Regions from separate parts of the Homo sapiens genome. Here region 1 is linked to region 2. A link is a loop called in an ENCODE intact Hi-C map of the cell type or tissue named here. Cell type or tissue: IMR-90. All regions are shown on one strand. Each heading gives the region's core, and the rest is flanking DNA. Links, peaks and the distances in the headings are about the cores only.

Region 1 (15,861 bases), core at 4,820-12,819, 52 kb before region 2:
CAATCTCCGCCCCTGGGTTCAAGCGACTCTCCTGCCTCAGCCTCCCAAGTAGCTGGGATTACAGGCACGTGCCACCACACCTGGCTAATTTTTGTATTTTTTTTAGTAAAGACGAGGTTTCAACATGTTGCCTAGGCTGGTCTCAAACTCCTGACCTCAAGTGATCCACCTGCCTCAGCCTCCCAAAGTGCTGGGATTACAGGCATGAGCCAATGCACCTGGCTGAGAATTCCAAATCTTACCTCTAGCCAATACTTCAGCTTCTTCTTCTATGAACCCTGTCTTCAGGGCACCTGGTCGAGTTGCAGTTTGAGTTTCAGCAATTTTAATATTGTTGGGAGCAGGGAAGTGACCTCAGGGCAGGCAATAAAGGATTATCCATTTTTCAGGCCACACAAGATTACTGATTTTATTTTTATTTTTGCTGGTGGAATCACCCACCTTAGTGGTCAATAGGTAGATGTATGAAATAATGCATGTGACCCTTAGGGTAGGATGAGCATGAGAATAAGGATGAAGAAGATGATGATGATTGAAATGTAGGGACTGAAGAGTATATCATTTTGATGGGTATATTGTGCTGGTAGCTAGAAAAAAATAAATCGTTCGTTTATGTCTTCCTTTTCTACTTGTTTCATCCTGTTCCCCAAACTCGTGTCTTCATATTCCTCTTTGATAGGGTTACTAGTCCTGTGGATTCTTGTCCTGCTTAGTTCTTACTCATATTTTTAACCCTTGTTCCCAAAGCACAAAATCATGCTAAGTTGGCTGAATCCTGAAGAACTTTTAGGATTAGCCCTTCCAGAATTGATGGAACCGGCCTCCTCCTGCCCAAAACTAAATTACATAGGCCCATGTATTAAGCATTGAATCAGAATCTCTGGAAATGGAGCCCAGACATAGGTCTTCTTTCCCCTTTGCAAATAAGAAAAACCACAGAAATTATATCATCAGCCTAAGAGGATACACAAGTGAACAAACCAAGCAAAGCAGTGACCCCCTCCATGCTAATGCCCATCTTCCAGGGTGCAACAGCCAGCTGTTCTGCTGTGACAGTGTATCCAGGCTTCCCTTGGTGAATAGCTTAAATCAATGATTCTCAAAGTGTGTTCCTTGGACTTCTGGAAGTCCCTAACACCTTTTTAGGGATCCTCAGGGTCAAAACTGTTATCCTAAAAATATTCAAACATACCCAGCAATCCCATTACCAGATATAAACCCAAAGGAATATAAATCATTCTATTACAAAGATATATGCACGCATATGTTCATTGCAGCACCATTCACAATAGCAAAGACATGGAATCAACCCAAATGCCCATCAACAATAGACTGGATAAAGTAAATGTGGTACATATACACCACGGAATACTACACAGCCATAAAAAGGAACAAGATCATGTCCTCTGCAGGGACATGGATGGAGCTGGAAGCCATTATCCTCAGCAAACTAATACAGGAACAGAAAACCAAAAACCACATGTTCTCACTTAGAAGTGGGAGCTAAAAAAATGAGAATACATGGACACAGGGAGGGGAACAACACACACTGGGGCCTGTCGGTGGACAGGGTTTGAGGGGGAGCAGTGTAAGGGGTAGAACATTAGGAAAAATAGCTAATGCATGCTGGGCTTAATATCTAAGTGATGGGTTAATAGGTGCAGAAAACCACCATGGCACACGTTACCTATGTAAGAAACCTGCACATCCTGCACATGTACCCCAGAAGTTAAAATAAAAATTAAAAAAAAATTCAAACATTATTTGCCCTTTTCACTGTGTTGACGTGTACACTCATGATAAAAAGTAATGAAGGGTAAGTCTGTTGGTGGCTTAGCATGAATCATGGCAGTGGTCCCGAACCGTATTAGTTGCCATAGAATTCTGCATTTCCATACAGCCACAGTTAAAAACAACAAACAAAAAGTTTTACTTAATAATGCCCTTGATGCATCAGTAAAAATGGGGTAATTTTATTAAATCTTGATAACTCAGTAGCCCTGTTAATACCCCATGTAATAAAATGGGAAATATACACACAGCACCTCTGCTGGATTTCCTCAGATGGTGAACATCTTGAGGACAAGCTTTTGCATGATTAAGTTGCAAGCTGAACTAGCCACTGTTTTTATGGATTATCATTTTTACTCAAAAGAATAACAGACAAATGATGGTTATTCAGCCTTGGGTATTTGGCAGACATTTTCTGAAAAATGAACAAAACAAGCCTGCCACTTCAAGGAAAACTAAAAGTATTTGTTGCCAGTGATAAAATCCAAACTTTCAAGCTATCATTGCAGTCCCTTCTCTGAACTAGGGACTTCCAGTTTTTTCCAATATTCCTTCTGTTTTTTTCTCTATCTTCTCTCCTATGGGGACTCTCATTATATATATATTGTAAGCTGGTATACCATCAGGCTCCAGAACTCTTTAATTTTCTACATTCTTTTCTCTTTGTGTTCCTAAAATTGGATAATCTCAATTGACCAACTTCAAGTTCACTGATTCTTATTCCATCTGCCCAAATCTGCTGTAGAGCCCTTTTGTGAATTTTTTATTTCAGTTACTGTAATTTTAAATCTCTAAATTTCTATTTGGTTTGTATGTATAATTTCTATGTCTTTATTGAAACACCATTCTCATACTTTTTTTCAGCTCTTTAGACATGGTTTTCTTTAGTTCTTTCAGCATATTTAAAATAGATAAAGTTTGTGTTTAGCAAGTCTAGGGACAGTTTCTATTGATTGCTTTTTCTGTGTATGGGCAATACTTTATGTTTCTTTGCATGTCACATAATTTTTGTTGAAAACTGGACATTTTAAACAATGTAACGTGGCAACTCTGGAAATGAGATTCTCCCACATTCCCAGGGCTTATTGTTGTTGTTTGCTTGCTTAGTGACTTTTCTGAACTAATTCTTTGTTGTCTGTGACCCCTGAAGTTTCTACTGAGTTAGCTTAGTGGTCAGCTAATGACTGGACAGAGATTTCCTTAGATGCCTGGAACCAATGGGTCTCCCAGTTTATTGAGGGGCTGTGTGTGCATGTTGAGGTATGAAGCATGCTTTCACACTCAGCCAGGCAATTGACAACTCTGCCTTAGCCTTCACTTCCTGCTAGTAGAGAGCCTTAAGGTCAGTTAGAGCTGCGAGCTCAGAATTTTCTCAGGTCTTTCGTAAGCACATGCACTGGACATGCTTAGGAAGGCTGCTCACAGCCTTATGCATGTGCATGGCCTCCTAGATCCCCAGGAGAATGTCTCAGCTTTTCAATGACCCCATGGGCATCTCATTCCCAGCTTTCCCTTTTAAGCTTTTTGGTTACCCTATTGTTTAACCCAATTGTAATCTACTGCCTCAAGCAGCCATGGTGTTAAACAATTGTCTGTATAATTTTTTTTTTTTTTTACAAATGCCCCTAGGGAAAAAGATATTTTTGCTGGGTGAACTCTAAGTCAGATCACACAAAAACAGTCTTGTGAGTGGGGTCTTCCAGGGAATTACTAGGCAGGTCAAATAATGACAACTCTCTGGGTATGGGGCTTTGAAGGAGCCCCAACTGGGTCCTGCCCCCTCCAGCTGCTGCCAGGCTACTGGTTTTCACTGTGGTTGTGGAGTCTTGGTTTTCAAGACTACTGTGGAGCTGGTTATGGGGGAATAGAACTAGGGCAGGTTAAAGCACCAGAAAACTGTTCTTACTGAGATTCAGCCATTTTTCTCGAATAAAGGCTCCCCAGATTGCCTTTAATTTTCAGAGCCCTGAAAAAGTTGATTCAGACAAGTTTTGCCAGTGTTCTTGTTGCATTTACAGAGGTGAGAATTTTCAGGGATCCTTCCTCTGAACTTCTAGCTCATATCCTCCATGCTTCTACTTTCTACCATACAACTTAGCACAGATTTGATTTACACTGTTCTCTGATAAATTAACATTCATATTATTTCCCTAAGTAGAATTTTGGAAAGCTTGTGCCCTTCATCAAAAGCTTAACAGTTTATAATATTTAAAAATTATTCTGATAAGATCAGTGATAATATTAAACAACGTGGTTTTAAAAAGTATTATTTAATAAAATGTATTAATATTTGGAAGATATCATGAGCCAAGTTTTTCCAAATGACCAATGTGTGATGTTACAAAATCATGCATGGGTAAAAGATGCACTTAAAATGCAATATAGGGCTGGGCATTGTGGCTCATGCCCGTAATCCCAGCACTTTGGGAGGCCAAGGCAGGCAGATCACCTGAGGTCAGGAGTTTGAGACCAGCCTGGCCAACATGGTGAAATCCCGTCTCTACTAAAAATACAAAAATTAGCCAGCCATGGTGGTGCATGCCTATAGTCCCAGCTACTTGGGAGGCTGAGGCAGAAGAATCACTTGAACCCTGGAGGTGGAGGTTGCAGTGAGCCAAGGTGGTGCCACTGTACTCCAGCCTGGGAGACAGAGCAAGACTCCGTCTCAAAAAAAAAAAAAAAAAAAAAGCAACATAGAATGGTGGATTTTACATAACAAGTATGGAAAGTTCACTGATGTGGTTTCAGATTCCACATTGTAACTAATCTTCGTATATATCAAATAAGAATATTTTCAATCAGATGAAAAGATTATTAAAATATTCCTTCTTTCCCAATACATTGATGTGTCAGGCCAGTTTTTCTACATATATTAATCAAAACCATGTATTGTATCACACTGAATGCACAGATACAAAAATCCAACCATCTTCTGTTAAGCTTGATATTAAAGATATATGAAAAAATTTAAAACTACTCTTATGAAATGTTGCTTTGCCTTGGAAAAATATATTTGTTTTCCATAAAAACATTATTTATGCTAATGTGCAATGAATTTATTCTTGTTATTTTAAAATGAACTAAATAGTTAAAAATTTTTTATTGTAATGTGGTAAATATTGACAGATATAACCCATATAAACAAAAGTTCTTTGAAGTCCTCAATTATTTTTAAGAGTGTTAAAGAGTCTTGAAACCAAAATGTTTTCAGAAATTCTGGTTTAGACCACTTCTGGGGGTTCAAACTCAGAAGCTTCATTCAAGGTAACATGGACCTCTTTTTCTTTAATAAGGAAATGATTAATTTATAAAGAACCTAGAGAATTCAAGCAAGACTTTCACAGCAGGGGAGAGGAATGTTACTGCTTCCCTCCGCCAAAAGAAAAGACATGCAAGGAGGGAATTCAATTAATTGTTCAGGGAATTTCTTCCTGGATGGTTTTGCATTCCTGTCAAATCACTGTGGGGCACACAGGTCTCTCTGCCAGCATGCTGCAAAGATTCTACACCCTGACCCTACTAACACCATTTTAACTGCTACCATTGGAGTCCCTTCTCTGAACTCCTTTTTCCCATCCAGTCTGTTCTGTACACCTTAGCACAGACCTGATCTACAAGGTTCTCTGGGAAAGTAATACTATTTCCTTCAGTCAATTTTTAGTCATTTGGGGGCTGGACATGATGTTTCAGGCGTCTCCTTCACTCCACTGCAGCTCCTAACATAATGCTGGGCACCACGGTGCCCATTACTCTATGCAAGTCTGCCATTTGGCTGATCAAGATTGAAGACTTAGGACAGAAACACTTTATTTGCAGAATGATCTCTACACTGTGTCGTTTCCTTTCTGGTAATGTTAGTTTTCTAACAGCAACCACAGAGCCAGGCAGCCAGGGCAGAAGGCTCTTTCTTATCCCGGCTCTATGGCTTTCCAGCTTTGTCACTTTGGGGAAATAACTCCTTTCAACCTCAGTTTTGCCCACAGGGAGGAGGCAGACATTGTTTAATGTAGGAGTCACCCAGCAGATGCTGGCTTCCTTGCCCGATTTTCTTCCCCTCTTCTTTAGGATGCTTCGAGATAATTAGCAAAGACGTGTCAGCCACAAATCATAACTCTTTCAAAGGCACTCATTAGCCAGTGAGAAGTTAATTATACTTAATCCAGTTCCCTTTTCTCTTCATTGACTGTACTTAGGATGGATTATAAATCTCTTATCAACTAAAACATGTTTCATAAAATTATACATCACAAAATTATGACAATCTCCCATCTGTTTATTTAGTTGTTAAGAATTTAAATAGAGTGTATTTAACTCAATGATTTTCTCCATGTTTTTCTAAAAGTCTTTTTGTTTTCTCTCCTTGATTCTTGAGAATCATCTCTGCTCCCCACCTCTCCTGATTTCTTACTGCTTTACTGCCCCTTGTGCCTCTCAGCCTTCTTTTCTTTTCTTCCTTTCTCTCTCTTCTACACAAGTCATGGTACCTTCAGGGGAGGTGGTTTCTCTGCAGAGGGCTCATGGACTGGATAGGTCAGGATATCAAAATTACTTGGGATTTCCCAGTAGTCCCTATTGCCCACCCTGCCACAGCCCCCCCGCCTTTTTCTTTCTTTCTTTTTTTTTTTTTTTTTGAGACAAAGTCTTGCTCTGCCATCCAGGCTGGAGTAGCTGGGACTACTGGTGTGTATCACCATGCCTGGCTAATTTTTAAATTTTTTACAGAGATGGAGTCTTGCCATGTTTCCCAGGCAGGTCTTGAACTCATAGGCTCAACTGATTCTCCCACTTCAGCCTCCTGAAGTGCTGGGATTACAGGTGTGAGCCACTGTGCTCAGCTTGTAGTGCTTTTTTATGCTGTCAGTGCTTAATGGAGGCCAAATCTCCAAGAATTAATTGAAAAGGTTCATGAAGAAGACAGTGTTGTAAACCAAAAATTAAATTCTAAGCTGCACCACTGCCCCCACACCCCTTGGCCAAGGGGATCCCTAAGAAACCTAAAAAACTAGTTCAGGCCATGACAGGAAGGGTGTTGGACGCGCCTCATTATACCCTCCTCTCTTTGTAGTTTAGGCATAACTGACCACCACTGACATTAAAATAGAGATCATAAGACTCACAGCAGACTCTGTAGCAGGAAGATACCCAACTCCAACCTGATTCTGGTATAGCATCACATCACAAAGAGCAGGTCCTAAAGAAAATCAGAGTATTTGACTCTAAAAATATATTTCTTTGATATATTTTTAAATGGCCCTGCAAAGCCATACTCTTGTGGGAGGAAATCTGCATTCTGTAGTGATTCTCCTTCCCTTTCCAGGTCTTTTCCCGATTCAGGAGAGAATCTGACACCTTCTAAGGTCCAGAGAGGACATTTACCATTTATTCCCTCTGAAGCCTGCTACTTAGGGGCTGCCTCTACATACAAGAACCTTGGCTTCCACAACCCACTTATCTTAACTCAACAATTTCTTTCTGCTGGCTTCAACTCTTTAGGGAAAGCTTAACTCTTCTGACCAATTACCAATCAGAAAATCTTGGAATCTACCTATGACCTATAATCTTGCCCCCACCCCCCACTTCAAAATGTCCCATCTTTCTGGGCTGAATCAACGTACACCTTATACGTATTGATTTATGCTTTGCCTGTAACTTCTGTCTCCCTAAAATGTATAAAACCAAACTGTAAAACTGACTACCTCGGGCACTTGTTCTCAGGACCCCTTGAGGATGTGCCCCAGCCATGGTCACTCATATTTGGCTCAAAGTAAATCTCTTTAAATATTTCACAGTTTTTTTTTTTTTTCGCCAACAATCTGGATGACATGAAACTGCAGCAATAGACATTTTTCTTCATCTGAGAAGAGTCCGCTTGAATGGCGGAGCCCTAAGCCTGATTGACAGTGATGAGGATGAGGCTGTCTCCAAGGGTAGGCCAAGGACAATTTGCATCAGAATGGCTTTGAGATCTTTAAAAGCAGATTCTCAGGCCCTTGACCTAGGGATTCTGATTCAAGAATTTTAAACAGAGTTCTCTGATGATTCTTCTGCATGATTCTTCAGCACCAGAGATATCTTTGTCTCGGTACTGCCCCCTTCTTGAAGAATTCGTCTGGTATAACATTTCTTCTTTGCAAAGTCAGAATAACTTAGTGAAATAGACAGGAGCGCAGGTATTGTTTTCTCCAGAAAGTTGCCTTAAATTTTATTCTATGTGTGCTCTTGGCCAAGGCAAAGCCCAGTATCAGCCATGGGTCAAGCTTGGCCAATCTCAGCCGCTCCTGAATGGCTTCTACCCAAGAGCCAGATTGCCAACTCAACAAGACATTATTGAAATTGGGATTAGATGTCTTTGCCTTCTGAAAATGAGACATATGTGAGCTGGGACTCAACACTTGAGGGTTTATGAGGACATATAGGATTGTGGAGGCAAGGGGTCCCTTCAGTGGGGAAGAGAAAGGATGACCATATTATATCTGTGTCTCACACTGACCCTTCCTGGGTTAGATATTTGTGTGTATTTCACACAAAGAACAGTGAATAAAGACCTAAGCATTGCCTCTCAGACCAAGCCAGACCCACAGCTCCTGCCTTCTAAAAATGATTGTTGACTTCTGGGCTGGCTGATACTTATAGTGAGGTCAGCAATATTACAATTACAATGCGGTCAAATGAGATTAATAAGGGTGCAACATACAAAACACAGGTAACAAGTTTTTACTGGGATTGCAGTGTCTGGAGAAGAGTTCCAGTGGGAAAGGACCCAGTAAAGTATGTCAGGCTGCAGGCTCCTTGTGATGCTGAACAATGATGGGAGGAGCCACAGGAGCAGCGTCCATCCTGAACTGAGAGAGCAGGCTTCGTTCCATCCAGCATTCTGTTCCTCCCCTGCTGGGCCAAAGCTGAAAACCTGGCTTGATCTATGTGAGTCAGAATGGCCTGTGGACATGGGTTTCCAGCCAGTGGAGCTCACGGGCTGTGGTTTAGACTTTTAGTCACATTCAATTAAAAAGGAAACAGCACTGTCCTTCATATACGTAGTCCTATCATGGTATTATCTTTACGGCCTCTAGCAAGAATGACACCCTCTTAGCAAGGTCTTCAAAAGATTTGAGGGTTCTCTATGCCATTCCAGTACATGAAGAATTGTATTTTACTTATTTGTGTACAATGTCTCACTCTAGAAAAATGCTTTTTCAAATTCCCGTAACATAAAAATGATGTAAAAGGCAAGAAGAAAAAATTAGAATATAAAACATTTTCCCCATTCATCTAAGTAATTCTCAGCATTTTATTCTTTTTTTTTTTTTAAAGTGAAAACAAGTTTATTAAGAAAGTGAAGGAATAAAAGAATGGCTGCTCCATAGGCAGAGCAGCCTTGAGGGCTGCTGGTTGCTCATTTTTATGATTGTTTCTTGATGATATGCTAAATAAGGGGTGGAATTATTCATGAGTTTTCCAAGAAAGGGGTGGGCAATTCTTGGAACTGAGGGTTTCTCCCCCTCTTAGACCATATAAGGTAATGTCCTGACCCTGCCATGGCATTTGTAAACTGTCATGGTGCAATCCTCAGCATTTTCCATTTGAGGCAGCGTTGAGGAAAGTTTCAAGGGAGGATGCTGATTGCCTAGGATTCTCAGCACTAGGGGCACCGGAGCCCAGAGGTCAGTTGCCTTTGGCCACAAACTCTTTTCCAGGGAGATCACAGATCTCCTTGAACATGCAGTAAAATGATGGTCATTTTCTCTGTGTGCCATGGTGTGAAAATGTTGGCATGCATGTCCAAATGTGGCAAACTTATCTATATATTCTCTTCATCCTAGCTGTACCAAAAATGATGCTGCTGTCTATCAAATCTCGGCTAAAAACTCTTTTGGAATGATCTGTTGTTCTGCTTCCGTTGAGGTTGAGTGCTCATCAGAGAACCCACAATTGTCTCCTAACCTGGAAGATGACAGGGACAGGGGTTGGAAACATGAAACAGGGACACATGAAGAAGAAAGGGCAAATCAGATTGATGAGAAGGAACATCCTTATAAGGAAGAAGAAAGCATCTCCCCGGGCACTCCCAGGTCAGCTGACTCCTCCCCCTCCAAATCCAACCATTCACTCTCCCTCCAGTCATTGGGCAATCTTGACATTAGTGTGTCCAGTTCTGAAAATCCTTTGGGTGTTAAAGGAACAAGGCACACTGGAGAGGCTTATGATCCAAGTAACACAGAAGAAATTGCAAATGGGTTGCTTTTTCTTAATTCAAGTCATATTTATGAAAAACAAGACAGATGTTGCCACAAGACAGTGCATTCCATGGCATCAAAGTTCACGGATGGTGACCTGAACAATGATGGTCCTCATGATGAAGGCTTACGCTCTAGTCAGCAAAATCCCAAAGTACAGAAATACATTAGCTTCAGCCTCCCGCTATCTGAGGCAACTGCACACATTTACCCAGGTGACAGTGCCGTGGCCAACAAACAACCCAGCCCACAGCTTTCCAGTGAAGACTCTGACAGTGACTATGAACTTTGCCCAGAGATAACCCTAACCTACACCGAGGAGTTTTCAGATGATGACCTGGAGTATCTGGAATGTTCTGATGTTATGACGGATTACTCTAATGCAGTTTGGCAAAGGAACCTGCTGGGGACTGAGCATGTTTTTTTATTAGAAAGCGATGACGAAGAGATGGAATTCGGTGAGCATTGCCTGGGTGGGTGTGAGCATTTCCTCAGTGGAATGGGTTGTGGGTCTCGGGTGTCGGGTGACGCTGGGCCTATGGTTGCCACTGCTGGCTTCTGTGGTCATCACTCACAACCCCAAGAAGTTGGGGTGAGGAGCAGCAGAGTCTCCAAGCACGGTCCCTCATCCCCACAAACAGGGATGACTCTCATTTTGGGACCTCACCAGGATGGAACGTCTTCAGTGACAGAACAGGGGAGATATAAACTCCCCACTGCTCCCGAGGCTGCTGAAAATGATTATCCAGGAATTCAAGGAGAAACCAGAGACAGCCACCAAGCAAGAGAGGAATTTGCCAGTGACAATCTGCTCAACATGGATGAATCAGTAAGAGAGACAGAGATGAAGCTCTTGTCTGGTGAGTCAGAAAACTCAGGGATGAGCCAGTGTTGGGAGACGGCAGCTGACAAGAGAGTGGGGGGAAAGGACTTATGGAGCAAGAGGGGTTCAAGGAAATCTGCCAGGGTGAGGCAGCCGGGAATGAAGGGAAATCCCAAGAAGCCGAATGCCAACCTGAGAGAAAGTACAACAGAAGGTACCCTTCATCTCTGCTCTGCCAAAGAATCTGCTGAGCCCCCACTAACCCAGAGTGATAAAAGAGAGACTTCTCACACCACAGCAGCAGCGACTGGTCGGAGTTCCCATGCTGATGCAAGAGAATGTGCTATTTCAACCCAGGCAGAGCAAGAAGCAAAAACCCTTCAAACTTCAACAGACTCAGTCTCCAAAGAAGGCAACACAAATTGCAAGGGAGAAGGCATGCAAGTTAATACTCTATTTGAAACAAGCCAGGTTCCAGACTGGAGTGATCCTCCTCAGGTAAGACTTTTCTTTTAAAGAAATTACGAGATAAAAAGAACCGTGTGTGTGTGTGTGTGTGTGTGTGTGTGTGTGTGTGTCTCTTCCTTTACTTCACATTCACAATTGCTATACCATAATGTAAATCAAAATAAGTTTCCCAACACCATCAGGGTACTTGTGCATGACAGCTGCTGCTGCTCGGAAGGAAATCTGGTTTTGAAAAAAAGGCCCAGATAAACCCTAAGCCATCCTAATTATAGCAAAAGACTGATAGAAGTTAAGAGGCACTAATGGGATTCTGGACAGCTGGAAAAAGAAATCTGATATTTTGTCTGCTGCATGTGTTTTACCAGGCAATGCCACTATTCAGAAAGTTTCTCAAGCAAATGTTTTGGGTGTAGCCTTTAAAGGAAGAAGGGGGAAAAAAACATTGTTTTTAGTCATTTGCAGGGAAGTGCTTTGAAAATGATAGGTCTTGGCTTTAATCAGAATTTGTGGTATGAATGAAAGACTTCAGTGTGTCTGAAAGACTTGTAGACTTCACTTTTTTTGTGATGCTAGGGAAAGCAGGCAGATTAACTGTTGCCTCACTGGTGGGATGTTTTTGATTGGATGTTTGTCTTATTTTGTTTAAAACAGAGTATAAAAGAGGCTAAGAGAAAAAAAGCTGCCAAGAAATAAATTTGTTTTCCCTTATTACTGATTTGGGAGTGTAAAGAGATGGAATTAAATTTATAGGAATAATCAATGCACAAAAGATGTTGTGCTTGATACATAACTTATATTTTTAATGATATTTTCAGTTTCAAAGGGTCCCAAATGAGCTTTGGACTTACGCTGTAATATGGGCAAGATTTGAGTTTTGTAAATAAATACCTAAGAAAACTTATTTGTCTGTTATTTTTACTATACTTTGTATTCCCCTTTTTCCCAATTTTGTACTAGAAAACTAGTATTATTTTTATAGAAGACTAGATACACTCCAAAGATAAAATATTCCCAATGCAAAGTGACTTAACTCTGTGAAAATATTAAAAATTGACACATGAATTTCTATAGACCCAGTCATAAAAAAGCCAATCTAAAAATCTCCAGATTTTAGGTAACTGTTGATTGAGCAAATTGTTCTGTTCTGCTGGCCAAACTGGCCAGGTAAAAGCCACATTTATATTTTACTTTTCACAGGAGAACCAGATTCTCCTATCCAGTTATTTAACACATGTCTCTTAGCAGCTCACACACCAATGACCACAGTTTCATGCCCAAGATAAGCTTAGGGAGGTGCTTTGACCATATGTTAATACAAAATAAAGTGACAATGTTAATTTTTTCATGTTGATAAACATGGCATTTCCTTTTCTAGTCATAAAATGCTCTTCCGTGCTCAGCTAAGTGCTTTTTTTACAGTCATTTATCCACTCAAAGTGTTTCACTGGACAAATTACTTTATTATTGAAGGTGGGGGAAGGTGATAAAGTAGCTCAAAAGAAGTGGAAGGGAAGGGGGCTATTTACCTATTTACTGACGATATTGGTTTTAGATCCACCATTGTGGAAGGCAATTGCTGTCTCATCCATCTGCCCCAAATTTCAAAGAGCTGGAGGGAAGAGCCCCCTCTGTCATCCTCAGCTTGTGACCTAAACTGAATTCTGAGATCGAGAGCCCTGGCTCACTTGTTTACTAGCAAGTCAGTCAAGTAAAATGGGCCATTTCTGGGACCCAGGTCATCTATCTCATGTACTCTATGGAAGGTCTCGCTTACACACTCACACACACATTCATCACTATATACCCACTCCACCAGGTATCAGCTGAAGGTCCAACCTGTGCGCTGTGGTGTGACTAAGGCAATTACCTCAGAACCGTGAACACTGTTGTTCAGAAAGCAAACCGAAGGGCTTGCATTTTCTGCAAGTGGAGAGACCTTTTCTCACTTTGCTGTGGTCAGTAGCAGAGCTGACCTCTCACTCAAGGGATAACCAGAAATGTGAATGGAAGCTGTACATTTAAGAGCAGTTCCGTGCAGCCTGGAGTTAGAAATACGATCTTTCTATCTGTGGTGTTTATTTTCCTTTGAGTAAAGCAGGAAAATTTTGCCACAGGGACTGGCATATTTGAGATTCTTTTACCCACGCAAAAAGTTTCTATTTAGTTGTAGGAGATACCTGTATTTTCTACACACGTATACAATGTAGCCAAATTTACAGCAAGTGGCTAACTATCATCACAGATATGACACAGAAGCACTGGGGGTCACTGGGAATTAAATTCAACTTTTAAAAATAATACTGTTCACAAAAAGATAGGTGACTCTCTCCATAACAAATTCAAAAGACATTTTAAATATTTATTCTCAGACATTTGAGGTTTATGGGGACCTAAAAATTTGAAATGGTTAAAATCCTGGGTTGGTAGTCATAGCAATAAATTTGCCCACTCTTTTTCCTTTTATCTTTTTTGAGACAGAGTCTTGCTATTGTTGCCTGGGCTGGAGCAATGGTACGATCTCGGCTCACTGCAACCTCCGCCTCTCAGATTCAAGAGATTCTCCTGCCTCAGCCTCCTGAGTAGCTGAGATTACAGGCACCCGCCACCACACCTGGCTAATTTTCATATTTTTAGTAGAGACAGGGTTTCACCATATTGATCAGGCTGGTCTCGAACTCCTGACCTCAGGTGATCCACCCACCTCAGCCTCCCAAAGTGCTGGGATTACAGGCATGAGCCACCACGCTCGGTCAAATTTGCCCATTCTTGAGTCTTGCCTGATTCACTTACCTTTAGGTGCCTTTTTGCAGAAACAGTGACCAGCAGTTTACTTCCTAGTATTTTCTCTTCATCTGCATACCGTTTTTAGCATGCTGAGAAAAACTCCATCTCTCTAATGTTCTAAGAACAAGGCCATATTGTAGACTATCTCCTGCCTAAACATGCATCTCTAGGTATGTTCACTTCCTGTCTCCCTTTCTCTCTTTTAGAATGCAAGGCCATCTTGCTGTTGTCTTGAAATAGTACCTACCCAGGCTAATATTGGAAAGCCCCCAGTTTCTCTATATTTATGGAAGATTATAAAGTTAATCCCAGTTTGGGAGTGGAAAACAGAGAGGGTACCCCAGGCTAACTTGAATCATCTTCAAGGGTCACACTGCCAACTCTTCACCTTGGTTTTGAGCTCACTTTCCTCATCCAACTCAGAGGCAAGGCCTGACAGCCTGCCCATCTTAAGTTTCTCGGCAGCCACACTAGGGTAAGATCATCCTCACCCTTAAATCAGAAGTGCTGCGTCTGTGCTCCTGCACAGCTGCCCAGGTTCGCCCCAGAGGGAGTTGCATTTCTGTATGGGGTCATGGGATCACAAGTGTACAGTAAGGAAATGTGTTCTTGGGCTCTGGTAATTAAGAATCTTCCTGATCAGGAATCAGCACTAAGCACAGAATTGAGCTCCGTGATGGAAGGGAATTTGTTCAGTGTATTCTGTTCGCTGATATAACCCAAGTCCCTAGAGTAGTGCCTGCCGTGTAATAGACAATCAATTATTGACTGGATAAGTAGCCATACAATACTAGAGTAAATGCCAAGTATAGTTAGGTGTGATTTTCTTTCTTCTTCTTCTTTTTTTTTTTTTGAAACGAGGTTTCACTCTTGTTGCCCAGGCCAATGGTGTGATCTCGGCCCACCGCAACCTCTGCCCCCCAGGTTCAAGTGATTCTCCTGCCTCAGCCTCCTGATTAGCTGGGATGACAGACATGGGCCACCATGCCTGGCTAATTTTGTATTCTTAGTAGACATGGGGTTTCTCCATGTTGATCAGGCTGGTCTCAAACTCCCGACCTCAGGTGATCCACCTGCCTCGGCCTCCCAAAGTGCTGGGATTACAGGCGTGAGCCACCATGCCCAGCCAGTTAGGTGTGATTCTAATGATCGTTGGTCTCCACCACTTTATGGCCTTTATTTTCCTGAGCACATTCTTTGGTTGCCTTCACATAAAAGATGCTGAGGCCAACTCTCTGCTAATAGGACGTGCTTCCTATTAGTTACTCTTTTGGCTCTGGGAATGGGTTGGTTTGTTTCAAACCAGCAGTCCCCAAACATTTTGGCACCAGGGACTGGTTTTGCGGAAGACAATTTTTCCACAGCCGGAACGGGGCGGGGATGGTTTCAGGATGAAACTGTTCCACTTCAGATCATCAGGCATTAGATTCTCGTAAGGACTGTGCAACCTAGATCCCTTGTATGCACCATTCACAACTGGGTTCATGTCCTGCCACCCACCTCCTGCTGCGTGGCCCAGTTCCTAACAGGAGACAGACAGTTACCGGTCCATGGCCTGGGGCTGGGGGTTGGGGACCCCTGTTCTAAACCATCCAAATCTTTTTTTTTTTTTTTTTTTTTTGAGATGGAGTCTCACTCTGTTGCCCAGACTGGCATGATCTTGGCTCACTGCAACCTCCGCCTCCTGGGTTCAAGCGGTTCTCCTGCCTCAGCCTCCTGAGTAGCTGGGATTACAGGTGCGCCCCACCACACCCGGCTGAT
Region 2 (15,861 bases), core at 2,846-10,845:
TTGGTGCCCACGGCCCACTCACCCGCAAGCTCTAGGGAAGGAGCAGGGCAGCGCTCAGGTTGGGGGACGAGGGTCTCCGTGGTGGCTGAAACTGCTGGGGAAGAAGACAGTCAGGCTCTGAGCAACGTTCCATCTCTCTCTGATATCCTTTTGGAAGAGTCTAAAGAATATAGACCTGGAAATTGGGAGGCAGGCAACAAGCTGAAGATTATAACTCTAGAGGCTTCCGCTTCTGAAATCTGGCCACCACGACAACTGACAAATTCTGAGAGCAAGGCATCAGACGGTGGTCTCATAATTCCTGACAAGGTCTGGGCTGTACCTGATAGTCTAAAGGCAGATGCTGTTGTGCCTGAATTGGCCCCCTCTGAAATAGCAGCATTGGCTCACAGTCCAGAGGATGCTGAGTCAGCCCTTGCTGATAGCAGAGAAAGCCATAAAGGCGAAGAGCCCACCATCAGTGTACATTGGAGAAGTCTTTCTTCCCGGGGTTTCAGCCAACCCAGACTCCTGGAGTCATCCGTGGACCCTGTAGATGAAAAGGAGTTATCTGTCACAGATTCACTGTCAGCGGCTTCTGAAACTGGAGGGAAGGAAAATGTTAACAATGTGAGTCAAGACCAGGAGGAAAAACAACTCAAGATGGATCACACTGCCTTCTTTAAAAAGTTTCTGACCTGCCCTAAAATCCTAGAGTCCTCTGTAGATCCCATTGATGAGATAAGTGTGATAGAGTACACCAGGGCTGGAAAACCAGAGCCCTCTGAAACCACACCACAGGGCGCCAGAGAAGGGGGTCAATCAAATGACGGAAACATGGGCCACGAAGCGGAAATCCAGCCGGCCATTTTGCAAGTTCCATGTCTCCAGGGAACCATTCTGAGTGAAAATAGAATCAGCAGAAGCCAAGAAGGCAGTATGAAGCAGGAGGCTGAACAAATTCAACCTGAGGAGGCAAAAACTGCCATTTGGCAAGTCCTGCAACCCAGCGAAGGCGGTGAAAGAATTCCAAGTGGATGTAGCATAGGCCAAATACAAGAAAGCAGTGATGGGAGCTTAGGGGAGGCTGAGCAAAGCAAAAAGGACAAAGCAGAATTGATTTCCCCCACTTCACCTCTTTCTAGTTGTCTTCCAATAATGACTCACGCTTCTCTTGGGGTTGACACGCACAACTCCACAGGCCAAATTCATGACGTCCCTGAAAATGACATAGTTGAGCCCAGAAAGCGTCAGTATGTGTTTCCTGTTTCACAGAAAAGGGGAACTATTGAGAATGAGCGTGGGAAACCTTTGCCCTCTTCTCCTGATCTTACCAGGTTCCCTTGTACTTCATCTCCTGAAGGAAATGTCACAGACTTTTTGATAAGCCACAAAATGGAGGAACCTAAAATAGAGGTGCTTCAAATTGGGGAAACCAAACCCCCAAGCTCATCTAGCTCCTCAGCGAAGACCTTGGCATTTATTTCAGGAGAACGTGAGTTAGAGAAAGCCCCTAAATTACTGCAGGATCCATGTCAAAAGGGCACCCTGGGCTGTGCGAAAAAGTCCAGGGAGAGAGAGAAGTCCCTGGAAGCCCGAGCAGGCAAATCGCCAGGGACCCTCACAGCAGTGACGGGGTCAGAGGAGGTCAAGAGGAAGCCAGAAGCCCCAGGCAGTGGACATTTAGCTGAGGGAGTAAAGAAGAAAATTTTGTCCAGGGTGGCAGCACTGAGGCTGAAACTGGAAGAAAAGGAAAATATCAGAAAGAACTCAGCCTTTCTTAAAAAGATGCCCAAACTCGAAACATCATTATCACACACAGAAGAGAAACAAGACCCAAAAAAGCCATCTTGCAAAAGAGAAGGAAGAGGTGAGGTTCTGTTGCTGTCCATCATTGTTAAAGTTTGGGCTTGTAGACCAGGTATCCAGTTCCTGTGTCCTCGAGGGTCCTTTGCAATTAAGGCCAGTGTCCCCCAGGTGGGCATTGATGCTATGGTTGTGGCCAAGTGGCTTCAGCATGTGGCATCAGAATCACCTGGAGGACTTGTTAAAACCCAGATTGCTCCCCTCCCCCAGTGTGTGAAATTTGCACTTCTAACAAGTTCCCAGGTGATCTATCGGGAGAACCACGATTGAGAACCACTGATAAAGGCCGCCTGTAGGCATGTCTGTTGGAGGGGAATGTGATGAAGGTGCTTTTCCGTTTCATTATCCTCTTTTACAAAATCTATTTAAAAATATAAACAGAAGCATTAATCAGTGTAGCTAATTAGTATAATGAAATAGACCATGCACTAAGCAGGATTTGTGGAAATGAATATTTTGGTACAAATTGGGATTCTCCTCTTTAATCACTGATTTTTCATTAAAAATAACTTCCTTGAACCTTGGTTTTTTCTTCCAAATTTGAGTGTAACATTTCTTTTCAACTCACCCTTCCCATTTATCTAAATCTAAAATCCTCTGAGGTCTCTGTTCTAGGTTTCAGACCACTCAAGCCTCAAAAGTCCTTGATCAACCTCTACCTATGATGCTGTTAAAAAAAAAAAAAAAGTCCTGAAATTGCAGTTAATTCTACTTTGTCTGAGGAATCATTTCAGTCCCAAATTCCATTTATAGACCAAATTTTAGCCTGTTTTATTTCAGAGCTCTTCTTTCTCTCCCCACACACCCTGGTAGAAGTCAGAAGAGAAAATATTGCAGCAAGCTACAGTGGCCTGTGTGCTCTGGAGCGAAAAGCTACGGATGGCTGATCAGAAGGGAAGAATTTTCTCCTCTCTTAACCTGAGTCCTTAGATTTTGAGGCTGGCGTTTGTTATTCCCATCCCATCAAATGGGTCCTAACCCCTGTTGCAGAAAGGTTTAAAGACAAAACTGCCTTCTGAAGAGTTTGGAAGTATCCAATCAGGTTATTAGTATCTATATTTTAAAGCATATTTAAAGAGAATGGCTCGGCATTGTGGCTCACACCTGTAATCCCAGCAATTTGGGAGGCCGAGGTAGGAGGATTGCTTAAGCCCAGGAGTTTGAGACCAGCCTGAGCAACATGGCGAAACCCCATCTCTACGAAAAATACAAAAAATTAGCTGGGTATGGTGGCGCACGTCTGTAGTCCCAGCTACTCTGCGGCTAAGGAGAATCACCTGACCCCAGAAAGTCGAGGCTACAGTGAGCTGTGATCACACCACCACACTCCAGCTGCACTCCAGCCTGGGCAACAGAGCAAGACCCTGTCTCAAAAAAAAAAAAAAAAATTAAATAGAATGAAGCAATGTTTCAAAAGCTCTCAAAATTGGTTTCAGCCCAGAGGCTGAATAGATTGCCTCTGGGGACCAGCCTCAACCCCCTTGTTTGGGGATAGGGGTTCCTTTGCAGGTAAAGGTAGACAAGCAAAACCACCTTTTTGGAATTCTTGCCTGTGACTTTTCAAGTTACCCATGGGTAAGAGGACTGTCCAGATAGGCAGTGTTGAAATCAATCGCCGTCAAAGACTTTGATTTCAGCTGCAGCACAACCTCGCCATTGCACTAAAGGCTGCAAAGACCGAGCATGCCGCCTTCTGGGAGCCACTGGTCTGAGCAAAGCAGGTAGATGCGAGGGCAGCCAGCCTTGTCCTGAGAGGGCCCTGCCGGAGACTACGGGGTAGAGACAACCAAAGACTTTTCCAGGCCAGACCACTGAAGGGTTGTTACTCATGCCACCCACAACACAGAGGCCATTAAGAGGCAAAGATTCAGTTAGAGATACTAGCGGGTGTTTGGGTCCATCTGGGGCAAGTTGTATCATGGTGGTTAGGGTATAGATTAGGAGTTATATTGCTTGGGTTCAAGTCTGGCCTCTGGCAGTACCTGGATAGCCCTGGGCAAATGCCTTAGCCTCTGGGTGCCTCACTTTCCCCACCTGTAAAATGGGGGTGCTAATGATAAGACTCCTCTCAGGTATAAAAATGCAAAGCAATTTGAATGGCACATGGCCTAACACAGCTCTCATGGTTGTTAGTTACTGTTTTTTTAAATTAGTGTTTTTAAATAAAAAATGAGGCAATGCTTATGCTCAGTATGCTTATGAAATAAATAGAGAGCTTAGTTCAGGCAAAAGATCATTGTGTCTGAGTTGATACCAACCTAGCATTAGGAGAAAGAGTGGTGCTGGCATCCACAGCTCCTCCTCTCTGAAAAACTCAGGGCCTCGGCCAGAAGGTAGGAGTCATCTGGTGACGGAGCAGGAGGGGGAGGTTCACCAGAGTTACCCTTGAGTCAGCAGGTAAATGGGAGTCCCAGGCAGGTTTTGCCCATGCCGGGGTAGGTTCTGACCCTGCAGTCCTTTCCCAGCTTCGGAGGAGTTGCCACTGGCGGCCAACCTCTCCCCTCTCGTGTGGGGATTTTCTTTGCAGAGAAAATTAGAACGGGTTTCTGGAACACTGGCACCCACTTTTCTTTAGGATCACAGCTCCCTGATCTAACTACAAACCAGCACTAGGTTATTGTACTGGAAGGGCCATCGACTGATGGGAAATAACTGCTTGACCAACATATTCATCCATTTATTAAGGACATGTTATTTTCCATGGTGACTTTGATAATGAATGCACTGAATATTTATCTAATATGAATCCACTGTGGGCACTAATCCATACGAATCAACACAGATGATGACAAGAGACAGGAAAAATAATTCTCTTCTGGCATTTACCTTTTGGAATGGCAGCATTCAGAGGGCCAGCCCTTGACAACAGCCTATTTTTTTTTTTTTTTTTTTTTTTTTTTTTGAGACGGAGCCTTGCTCTGTCACTAGGCTGGAGCACAGTGGTGCAATCTCGGCTCACTACAACCTCCACCTCCTGGTTCAAGCGATCCTCCAGCCTCAGCCTCCCGAGTAGCTGGGACTATAGGTGTGCACCACCATGCCCAGCTAATTTTTGTATATTTAGTAGAGACGGGGTTTCACCATGTTGGCCAGGATGGTCTAGATCTCTTGACCTTGTGATCTGCCCGCCTTGGCCTCCCAAAATGAGCCACCATGCCCGCATGCCCGTCCTTTTTTTTTTTTTTTTTTCAACTTATCACCTTCTAGTTGTTCGTTACGGTTTTCTAGCCGTGGGCCAATTCCTTTAAGAATCTACTCCACCATTGAGCACTCAAAGGTTTTTTATTTTGTTTTCTCAGTGTAAGCAACAGCAATTTCATTGCTTAAAAATAACAAAAGTTGCCACCAGGAAGACACCAGATTAGGAAGTTCTCCTTCCTTCTTGTGATGGCTTTTGTAAGATCCTGAGTCCTCGTCACTGCTTTCCGGCTGGTACACTTCAGACCCCTTGGCTGACATCTCGACTGTGCCCTACCCAGCAGTCTGGTACCCACCCTGCTATCCCCAAAGGAGCACAGATTTAATGCCTTCCCACCAGTTAACTGGTGGGGCGGGAGTTAGGATGAGGGGAGCAGTGACTTGGATCATTATAAAAGAAATAAACCCTAAGTAATGTTTTTAAAAAATTATTATTATTACTTTAGAGATAGGGTCTCACTCTGTCACTTAGGCTGGATTGCAGTGGCGAGATCATGGCTCACCGCAGCCTTGAACTCCTGTGCTCAACCGATCCTCCCACCTCAGCCTCCTAAGTAGCTAGGTCCACAGGCATGCGCACTGCACCTGGCTAATTTTTTTTTCTAGAGATGGGATCTTGCTATGTTGCCCAGGCTGGTCTCCAACTCCTGGCCTCAGGTGACCCTCCTGCCTCGGCCTCCAAAAGTGCTGGGATTACAGGTGTGAACCACCATGCCAGGCCTGAGTAATCGTTTTTGATGTCCAAAGCTTAGTACAACAGAAACTTTTTATTCACCGGGGACTTTACTACCGTTTTCCCTCAACACTAGCCCAACCTGCACACGGAAGAAAAAACTAGCTGCACTCCAGGTCTCCTTTGAGCTCGTTCAGCTGCACTTTCCACCTCTGTCTCACATAGTCAGGGGTCCTATCCAAAGCCCAAAGCCCCTCGGCTAAACAAGCTTCAAATCTCCCACAGACCATCCATCATTCAGTTCTGCTGCCCATTTCATGCCCTTCCCGCCATCCTCCAATTTTCCTTGTGTTCGGTACAACAGGTTCTGGCAGGCTTAGGAATATTTAGGTGTCCCCACATCACCCATGAAGCCGGCCACTGCATGGTGTTGGAAAGACCCTCTAGGAAATGGCCCAGATGAGGAGGTGGGCTTGGTCGAGACCTGGACCAAGAGTTTGACATTGTGAACCTGAACACGGTCTCAGCTTGGGCAGGAACCAGCAGGCCCAAATGCACTGATGCGGGTTTGCCATCAATACGTACTTGTTACATTTTCTCTCTCTCTCAATTATCCACTTGGCTCCCAGGATACTGTTAGCAGTCTTGGTTACTCTCTGGTTGAAAGATTTGCTACCCAACAGGCCCATTATCACTTCCAGGGTAGAGAATTAGCTTTTAAATATGCATTCTGTCATCCTAGCATCTGCTGGTGCCAAGGAGAGATGAGAAGCACCTTGAATTCATGGATATTTTCACCGTAGTATAATTTGAGGCAGTGGAGCAAAGTCTCAGTATTGGTGATCTTGGTTTGGCTACGGATTACATATGTTTTATACTGATGTACTTTTTTGTGTTACCAACGCTGTGGAGTTATGCTACTTAATTTGTGATAGACTCACACATCTGCAGTAATCTCATTTCCTACCCAATTGTTACGACCACTCGGGACAGGGGCCTCATCCTTGTCTTGTTCTAATGTCTAGGCTGCCGCCCAGTGGCTGCCCTAGCTAATTACACATTAGCATGCTAATTGTTCCTCACTGATATTGATACTGAGGTGATATTTCAAAGGTCTCAGCCCAACCAGTGGGAATTGTTTCCTTATTGCTTCTATTCTCTTTTGCTAATGAGGTTGATATCAGACATCACTCCAATCTACTAGGTTATCTTCAGCAAAGACAAGTGTGATAAAAGGGAAAAGATGAATATTATTCAGCCAATAACCTATTGTTGAGGTGTCTTTTACATTTTGGGGGCTTAGCCGTAGTTTTTTGGATAATCCAGATTTTATTCTACTCCCTAATTCCTAGCTCTGATTTCGACCTGGATGATCTGGTAATCATTTAAAAACATCTTTATTTGGATGAGATCCTATAGAATAGATATCTAAAATCCTCCCACCTCTCATCCCCTTTAGAAAAAATCTCTCAAGTTCTATTTCACTTTAAGCATTACAGGCTGCACCTAAAGAATTTTAAGTAATGGAAGTGAGCATTTTCTATTAGATTGATTTGTAAATTTTCCGACTATTTAGGCAAGCCACCTCTCCCCTCAGAGACTCAATTCTCACTTCCATAATTGGGGATAATAATTAATATTCCTGTCTCTCAGGATTGTTATGAGAATTAAATGGTATGAAATGGGAAAGTCTTTTGTTACACTGACCTTCAAATATCTTGTTTCTAGCTCCAGTATTACTGAAAAAGATCCAAGCTGAGATGTTCCCTGAACACTCTGGAAATGTAAAATTAAGCTGCCAATTTGCAGAAATTCATGAAGATTCTACTATCTGCTGGACAAAAGATTCAAAGTCCATAGCCCAAGTGCAGAGAAGGTGCGATGTTTTTCCCTGGTTACTTTTCACAGTTGTTGCTTGTTTATTTCACAACATGGTTGTAAAAAAGAAAAAAGAATAAATTATAGGACGTGAAAAGGAAAATTGAAGCAGAGATTCCACATCCACAATATTAAAAAAGACTAAATATCGGAAGACAAGTGTCTGGATGGGGAAAATGATGGAGGATTCTTGCCCAGGTTTTGCCAGAATTGAGTTCTGGGGTTTTGGGAAGTCACACAACCTTTCACTACATTTTTTAAATCAGGGGAAGGAACATGTCAAATGATATTCTAGTCTGAGGTTCTGTGGTCCTAAGATTAAAGAGCTCTCATCTGTATGTCTGTGAATTTAACTTGGGTGTGTTTTCTGTTTCATAAATTCCCAGTAATCTGATAAAGGTCAAACAAAGCTAAGGAGATGAATAAAAACAACAACAACAGCAATCTATGAGGTTACAGAAAAGTAACAGCTATTGAGGGTGACCAGCAGCCATCACTAAGATGGGAAAACCTGTTTATTTCTGGGTCCCTATGATTTTTATTTTTATTTTTGAGACAAGGTGCTACTCCCATCTCCCAGGCTGGAGTATAGTGGTGCAATCACGGCTCACTGCAGCCTCCACCTCCTGGGCTTAAGTGATCCTCCCACCTCAGCCTCCCGAGTACCTAGGATTACTGGAGCACACCACCATGCTTGGCTAATTTTCTTTTGTATTTTTAGTAGAGACAGGGTTTTGCCACATTGCCCAGGCTGGTCTTGAACTCCTGGCCTCAAGTGATCCACCTGCCTCAGCCTCCCAAAGTGCTGGGATTACAGGAGTGACCCACTGCGTCCAGCCATGTCCTTAAGATAATAAAGGAGAGAAGAATGAGGAGGCAAGAGATGAGCGTGAGAATCATTGCCAAGAATATCCCCTGTGGAATAAACCTGATTACTGGCTTCCTTAAGCAGCTTTTCTTGGCAATAAATGCTTGTTCAAGTGAACTGATGAATTCAAGCTTCATCTGACACAATCTAGAAACAAATCACCTGGTTCAAAAGTCAACCCTCTGCCAAAGGGTTCCCAGTTTAGCTCCCTAAGAAATGGGAGGGGTTCCAATCCCCTTAATTTTGTCACCAGTAGACTGAAAAAGTGAGAAAATCTGAGTTTTCTGTTTAATTAAATCATATATGTCTGCTTGGAACATATGTCTGGAAACTATTTCTCAAATGTAATCATGGAATACTTGAGCTATGATTTCATTTCTACTAACATCACTCCAGAGCATCTAACTGGATTGTAATTGATAGCATAACCACTTTGCCTAAAATGTCACCATTACCCTGCCTGTCTTAGGTATGGCTTAAGAATTATTATAAAGGAAAAGAAATGGTTTGCTTTTTAAGTCAAGGAGGTTCCCTAGAGCTTCACTTAAAAAGGTACTAATTATTCATTTTAAATTATTTTCTGAAGCTGTCAGCCAAGAGCAATTAACCAGTATTTTCACTGTTTTTCCATTCATCAGCCTTGCTCTGAGCTCAGAATTACCACTTGAATATTTGCGGGTCCCTTTTCCATTTGATGTGTATTTACGATAAACCTAACCTTCCCCTGGGGAGCATATGTCATTAGTAAGCATTCTACTTACTGATGACGCGTGGCTAAGGCCTTTGATTCCTAGTGATGTTTGCTTCATTTCTCCTTGGTGACAGTGTCTGGCTTAGTTGAACCCATTTGCTTTCTCCATGCTAACACTTGAGAATATTTAAGAGTTATAATTCATTTGTTTATTGAGAGATCATTTATATTATTTCAAGTGGGTTTTCAAATGTTTGCTAATTTCTCTCATGCCTACTTCCAGTCCAGCGTTTCCCTTCATTTGTGCCTCCATGAAATATGTCACTGTCTTGTATCATTTTCAAAGAGTTGAAATCTCTCAAATATAATATGAACGTGGAGCAAAGGTCTTCTTGAACTTACTAAATCATGAGGGAACCTGTACAATGGCAAGAGTTGTTCAAAGGAGCATTTGAGGAATGAAGATTTAGATAGTCCATCAGGCAAAGGAATGCGGAAATACATTTTGAAATAGATATAAAACTGGTTAATGTTTGACAGGTAATAAACTTTGGGAGTTATCTTTTCTACTGCACAGAAACCTAAAAGTTAACCTGTAACTTAAAGTGTCTGAGTGGGTTCTGTGTAAATGGGAAATAGCAAAGCATTCTCTTTCACTAGATCATCCTCAATGATCCTGTTGAACAATGACTGTGATCCTCTTCCTTTGTCCGCAAGTTTTGGGTACTTTCCTTAACAGGCTAAAGCGTGGAAATTAGGTGTCAGAAGACTTTCTTGTGGGTAGGGCAAGACTAATATACTTCGAAGAAACCAAGAAGAAGAAAGTGGTAGCTTGGTTTGAGTCTCTGTGTAGCAGTGGCATGTCTTGGCTTCATGGAGACCTCAAGGTGGCACCCTCTGGTGCTATTTGGCCATCAGTACCTTCTTGGTAACCAGGAACCCATTCTCCACTCTGGGGAGAGAGGTCCTTCTGAGTTCCCTGGGCTTTTGAAAGGGCAGCTGTCCACGTAGAGCGGCCCTACTGATAGCTGAGCAAGGTCATGGAGCACAGGTCATGTTGTTCCCGCTGGGAACCAGTGGATGAGGAGCTGGCTGCTGGGATGGGAGGATCTCCTTGGATGGCCCTGGGAGAAACAACCCGAGGACTTCTCAGCCCAGACTGAGTGGTGGGTGGGGGTGCTGCCAAGCCCTGGCTCCTTAGGGCTGGTGATGGATGATGGGATCTCTCAGAGAAGTCCCCATGCTAAGTACCCTCTCCCTGCAGCCAACTTCACTCTTTGTGTTCTTCTGATCACACTCTGGACATGGGCTTCTTTTGCATTTGTCTGCACAGCTAATCACCACTGCTGTTCTGCTGTCTGTAGCCATTTCCTAAGGTAAAAAGATTTGTCCCTTACAGGGTAAGAGGATATGAAACTGAACTTACCCTCTTGGTTAAAAAAGGCACAAGATCACTTGTTACTGCTTTCTACAGCTGTATTGGTATTTTCTGTTTGTCCATTTCCTCCCAGACTAGAAGACCCTCAAGGGCAAGGACTGTGCCTTTTTTTTTTTTTTTTTTTCTTTTTCATCATTGAATCCCCCAGTACTAAGCACAGAGCAGATACTCCACAAATGTTGGATAGAACTCTTTGGGACTTCCGAGGTAGTTTTGTATCATGGAGAAAGCACACTAATACTACTGTTCCCCACTAATACTACTGCTCACCACGAAGTAATGACTCGTGACCACGCTCAAGACTGGGCTTTTCGCTGAAGCTTCACACGCCGGTGTCATGACACGTTACTCCTCATGACACATCTGAGCGGTGATCTTGCTCATTCTGCTTTCACAGAGGAGGAAATTGAGGGTGACAGGCTACATAGCACACCTGAGGTCGGCCTCAGGGTTGGGATCCAGACCTTTCTGACTCCTACATGTATTCCTTCTAGAAGAAAGCCTTGGGTGGGGACCATGGGCCAAGCCAGGAAAAACGGTCTTCGTGGTTCTGGGCCAAGTATCAGAGAATTTCTAGGCTGGAAGGAAGATGTTCACAGGACAGTTCTAGTTCAGCCCCCAGCCCTTCGGGTAGCCCTTGCCTTCCCCTTTCAATGACAGAAAGGCTGTGCCAATCCTAGAGCCTTGGAGAAGGACTTTCCACAAGCCTCCTCTGTGGCCCACTCTGTGTTTTACTGCCCTGTCCGGAAGTCTTCCCCTTATAACTGGACTTGTTCACATCCAGTTTTAACCATACAGTGGGATATGTTCAGAGACCCCAGGAATGAAGGAAGTAGAATGGTTTAGTGAACTTTGTTTTAAGCCACTGGTATATTCCAGGGAAGGAATGTATATATTGGAGGCTTGAAGTCTATTGAAAAACCAACCAATAATGAACACTGTTTTTGAACATGCAACTGAGACAAACTCAAGCTAGGTGAATTTTTGTTGTTAAACTATGAAACGAACCCAAGCTAAAATGTACACCACACACATGTATACACATACATACACAGAATCTTGGTGAATGTTTAAACAAAGTTCATTTTAAAGAACAAAACCAGAACAACGTCTGAATATCCTTTTTTTTTTTTTTTTTTTGCTGTAGAGTAAGTTTTTTGTTTGAGACTTTGGAATAAATATGTGGCTCTCCCTATGTTTCAAATTATCCCAGACTTGAGGGCGGGAACCATAATTTACTTGGGGAGGCAGCTTAATGAAGTCAAAATCATTTGCTTAAATTTTTCTATGCCTCAGTTTCCTCATCTGCAAACTGAGAATAGTAAACATAGTTCTCTCATTAGGTTGTTCTGAGGGCATCATGAAATTGATCTTTATGTGATTTGGCACAATGCCTGGTACATACCAAATGCTCAGTGCACATTAGCTATTGGCATCATCATCACTGTCATCATCACCACCAATATGACCACCACCACCAGTTTTAGTTTTCATAGCACAGTGACCGGAACTTAATAATTTTGGGTGAGTGAATGGTTCGATGGTTGGTACCTCACTAGGGGAGTACAGGACACTATTACAAAGGGGCCCTCAGTCACGAATCCTTATGTAGCATAAAGCTAAGAACCCCGTTTTCTCTTGTCCCTTATTGTATCTGTATAAGTTTGGGTTTGGAGTTATCAGACTTTCCTTCAAGCACAGGACACCCGGATTAGTCACATAATTGAGCTGAATTCTGAGCAGAAATGTTAACAACAGCTCCCAGAATTCACAATTTCAATTCTTTGCTCTACTCATGGCAGTTAAACCTACTGCTTATTGGAGTGAGCGTGTTAGCCAAAATGTAATGACTCTCCTCTGTGGATAAATCAATTATTTAAACAGCTGATCGTGATTTTGCCCTTTGGGCAGCTCACTGGCTGAAAACATGTGAGCAGGGAAGTCTTAGCTTCTTTCTCCTTAAGTATATTAGGAAAAAATGCAACTGTAGAATGATGAAGTGTGTCAATGTGAATATTCCTCATTGCAGTGCAGGGGACAACTCCACTGTTTCCTTTGCCATCGTGCAAGCCAGTCCGAAGGACCAGGGACTCTATTACTGCTGCATCAAGAACAGCTACGGAAAAGTGACTGCTGAATTTAACCTCACAGCTGAAGGTAAACCACAGTTTTCAATGAAAAACCACTGGCCCCTGCCCGTTCACAATGGACATCTGTACTGAAGCCATTCTCTGCTTTGTCTTCTTCTAGTTCTCAAACAGCTGTCAAGTCGCCAGGATACTAAAGGTAAGTCAGTTAGGGTTGACCTGCCAGAGGAAATGGGCTTACTGTAAAGCATAAAATAGCTCCCAGAGGAAAGAGTAGAAGCAGTAATCCTCTGGACTCTTCCAACCGAGAAGGAGAGCTATGGCGTGACTTAAGAAATGAATGCCATCAGAGAAATGCAAATCAAAACCACAATGAGATACCATCTCACACCAGTTAGAATGGCGATCATTAAAAAGTCAGGAAACAACAGGTGCTGGAGAGGATGTGGAGAAATAGAAACACTTTTACACTGTTGGTGGGACTGTAAACTAGTTCAACCATTGTGGAAGTCGGTGTGGTGATTCCTCAGGGATCTAGAACTAGAAATACCATTTGACCCAGCCATCCCATTACTGGGTATATACCCAAAGGACTATAGATCATGCTGTTATAAAGACACATGCACACGTATGTTTATTGAGGCACTATTCACAATAGCAAAGACTTGGAACCAACCCAAATATCCAACAATGATAGACTGGATTAAGAAAATGTGGCACATATACACCATGGAATACTATGCAACCATAAAAAATGATGAGTTCATGTCCTTTGTTAGGGACATGGATGAAATTGGAAATCATCATTCTCAGTAAACTATCGCAAGGACAAAAAACCAAACACCGCATGTTCTCACTCATAGATGGGAATTGAACAATGAGAACACATGGACACAGGAAGGGGAACATCACACTCTGGGGACTGTTGTGGGGTGGGGGGAGGGGGGAGGGTTAGCATTAGGAGATATACCTAATGCTAAATGACGAGTTAATGGGTGCAGCACACCAGCATGGCACATGTATACATATGTAACTAACCTGCACATTGGGCACATGTACCCTAAAAGTATAATTAAAAAAAAATCAGAAAAAAAAAAGAGAAAGAAATGACAATTCATGAGCCAATTCAAAGTGAATGTAGGGCCATACTTCCTATTGTAAGTTCATTAGACTACAGATATCCAGAATTGGATGCTACACTGTAGCAGTGGAGTTTTGGGGAACACGTAGAGGGGGAGTTTGGATTTGACTTTTCCCTTTAAGCATCGGTCTTGCATTCAGCCCTTCTGCATGGGATTTTTCAGCTACTGGGACTTATTACAGCTTGTTTTGTTTGTTCAATTTTCCTTTCAGTTTGACTAGCTGAGCAGATTCCCAAAGACAGCCAGGTGTCTGAAGGATCACTCCATTCGTTTGTGTCTTAAGGAAAACAAAAGATGGGTTTCTCTGCTTTCTTTTGGCACCTGGTGTTAGCCACAGCCTAACACTGCTGCTCATGAATGCTCGTGATGTCCCCGGGCCTCCCACTGAGTTTTCCACAGTTTGGTGGAATCTGTGTTTGCCGTGTCTTCCCTCTTAAGGAGAATTACTCACCCACCTACGCCCACCCATGCCCACCCTTGCCTGGTGGTGTGCTGGGGTAAATATTTAACAACATGCTGAGGGTTGGGGAAGTTCTGAGTCCTACAATTTCCATGATGTAAATACTCTCAGTGTGGCCACTCTTAAACCACCAGTGTGACATCACACATCATGGGACTGGGAAGAGCCGCCCGTCATCAGCTCTCAGGAGCTGCAGAAGGCCAGCTCCACATACCACGGTGGTCCAGCCTCACCCCATGTGATCATGACTTTCAGCACAGGGGAGGATCCACGGTCAGTTTTAGGAGAAATTGGATAAATTCTGACAGTTAATTGAACTAGCATCTTAAAGATTTACTGCATGTACTGAGTTTTAAAACAAACAGAACGCCTGAAATCTCTGCAGAAACAGGTAATAAAAGTAATCAAAATGCAGTCACATCCAGTGTATCAAAAGTAAGAAACTGAGATCTCGACTTAGAAATGGTCTAGCAATAGGCCAGGCGCGGTGGCTCACGCCTGTAATCCCAGCACTTTGGAAGGCCGAGGCGAGTGGGATCACGAGGTCAAGAGATCAAGACTATCCTGGCCAACATGGTGAAACCCCGTCTCTACTAAAAATACAAAAATTAGCGCGGCATGGTGGCACGCACCTGTAATCCCAGCTACTCAGGAGGCTGAGGCAAGAGAATGGCTTGAACCAGGGAGGTGGAGGTTGCAGTGAGCTGAGATCACGCCACTGCCCCCCAGCCTGGCGACACAGCAAGACTCCATCTCAAAAAAAAAAAAAAAAAAAGAGAGAGAGAAAGAAAGAAAAAGAAATGGCCTAGCAAATATTGTGATATTAACCCAAAATAGTAAACTTAAATACAAGCTCTTCACAAACCCACTCAGATGCTAAATACCCGTCTTTAGTGTGTAGCATACATGTGTTATAATTTAAAATCCTTCCTCTATTTCTGCTCTCATCTCCCCAGAAGGCAAAATATGCAAAAGAATCCCCTTACTCCTAATACTTCAGAAAATAAGAAGACTCTCAGAAGGGAGTCTCTGTTTCATCAGCTTCTTAGCATTGATTGGCATTCACATCTCAGACACTTGTTAGGTTTCATTGGTTTAGGTGTGCATGAGCTCATTTCTCAAGGATTACTAGTCAGGCGAGAGACCCCAGTGGGGATAAGCTACTGGCCACTTGGTGGAAATGGTACCACCGCTATAGCCCAGTGACTCCAGCCGTAGAGCCTGGGTCTGAACCCTGATGACATCACCTTCTCCCAGCTTCTGGCCCCATTGTGACTGGGGGTGTCAGTTTCACTGACTCACCCGGCTGGGGAAGTAACTCCTGGCCCCTCCCTATCCTTGTACCTTCAGATAAAGAAGCTGAAAATTACTTTTATTTTATTTCTTTGAGACAGGGTCTCACTCTTTCATCCAGGCTGGAGTGCAGTGGCACAATCATAGCTCACTGCAGCCTCGGCCTCCTGGACTCTAATGATCCTCCCACCTAAGCCTCCTGAGTAGCCTGGACTGCAGGTGCTCACCACTGCACCCAGCTGATTTGGAAAATTACTTTTAATCACACTTTTTTTAAATTCAGAGGAC

Evidence for each region. Hi-C counts contacts between places; a loop is a spot of excess contacts. Peaks named below come from ENCODE experiments on the same cell type or tissue, not always from the same donor. Only the 100,000 strongest peaks of a DNase experiment are listed, where the experiment ranks them.
Region 1: it touches region 2 in a loop (2.4-fold over the local background); 8 of 110 quality-filtered maps call a loop at or near these places.

What each region holds. Positions count from the first base shown.
Region 1 is chr18:58,574,299-58,590,159 of GRCh38, reverse strand. ALPK2 (alpha kinase 2) reads left to right here. Exons shown (of 13, transcript NM_052947.4): 4 at 9,612-11,346. Among named protein-coding and RNA genes, the nearest start is that of SNORA108, 18 kb to the left of the region's middle. RefSeq lists enhancers at 4,874-5,508, 8,029-8,529, 10,066-10,613. In IMR-90, for the core only: CTCF peaks have their summits at 5,763, 8,711 and 9,375; DNase peaks (open chromatin) are centred at 8,689, 10,479, 10,899, 11,159 and 1 weaker place; H3K4me3 peaks cover 3,168 bases; H3K27ac peaks cover 5,478 bases.
Region 2 is chr18:58,520,822-58,536,682 of GRCh38, reverse strand. ALPK2 (alpha kinase 2) reads left to right here. Exons shown (of 13, transcript NM_052947.4): 5 at 1-1,849; 6 at 7,445-7,592; 7 at 12,621-12,748; 8 at 12,842-12,877. Among named protein-coding and RNA genes, the nearest start is that of ALPK2-AS1, 28 kb to the left of the region's middle. RefSeq lists enhancers at 124-183, 744-943, 1,004-1,223, 142-1,341, 1,334-1,383 and 2 more and a silencer at 10,536-10,615. In IMR-90, for the core only: a CTCF peak has its summit at 6,749 (motif pointing left); a DNase peak (open chromatin) is centred at 6,722.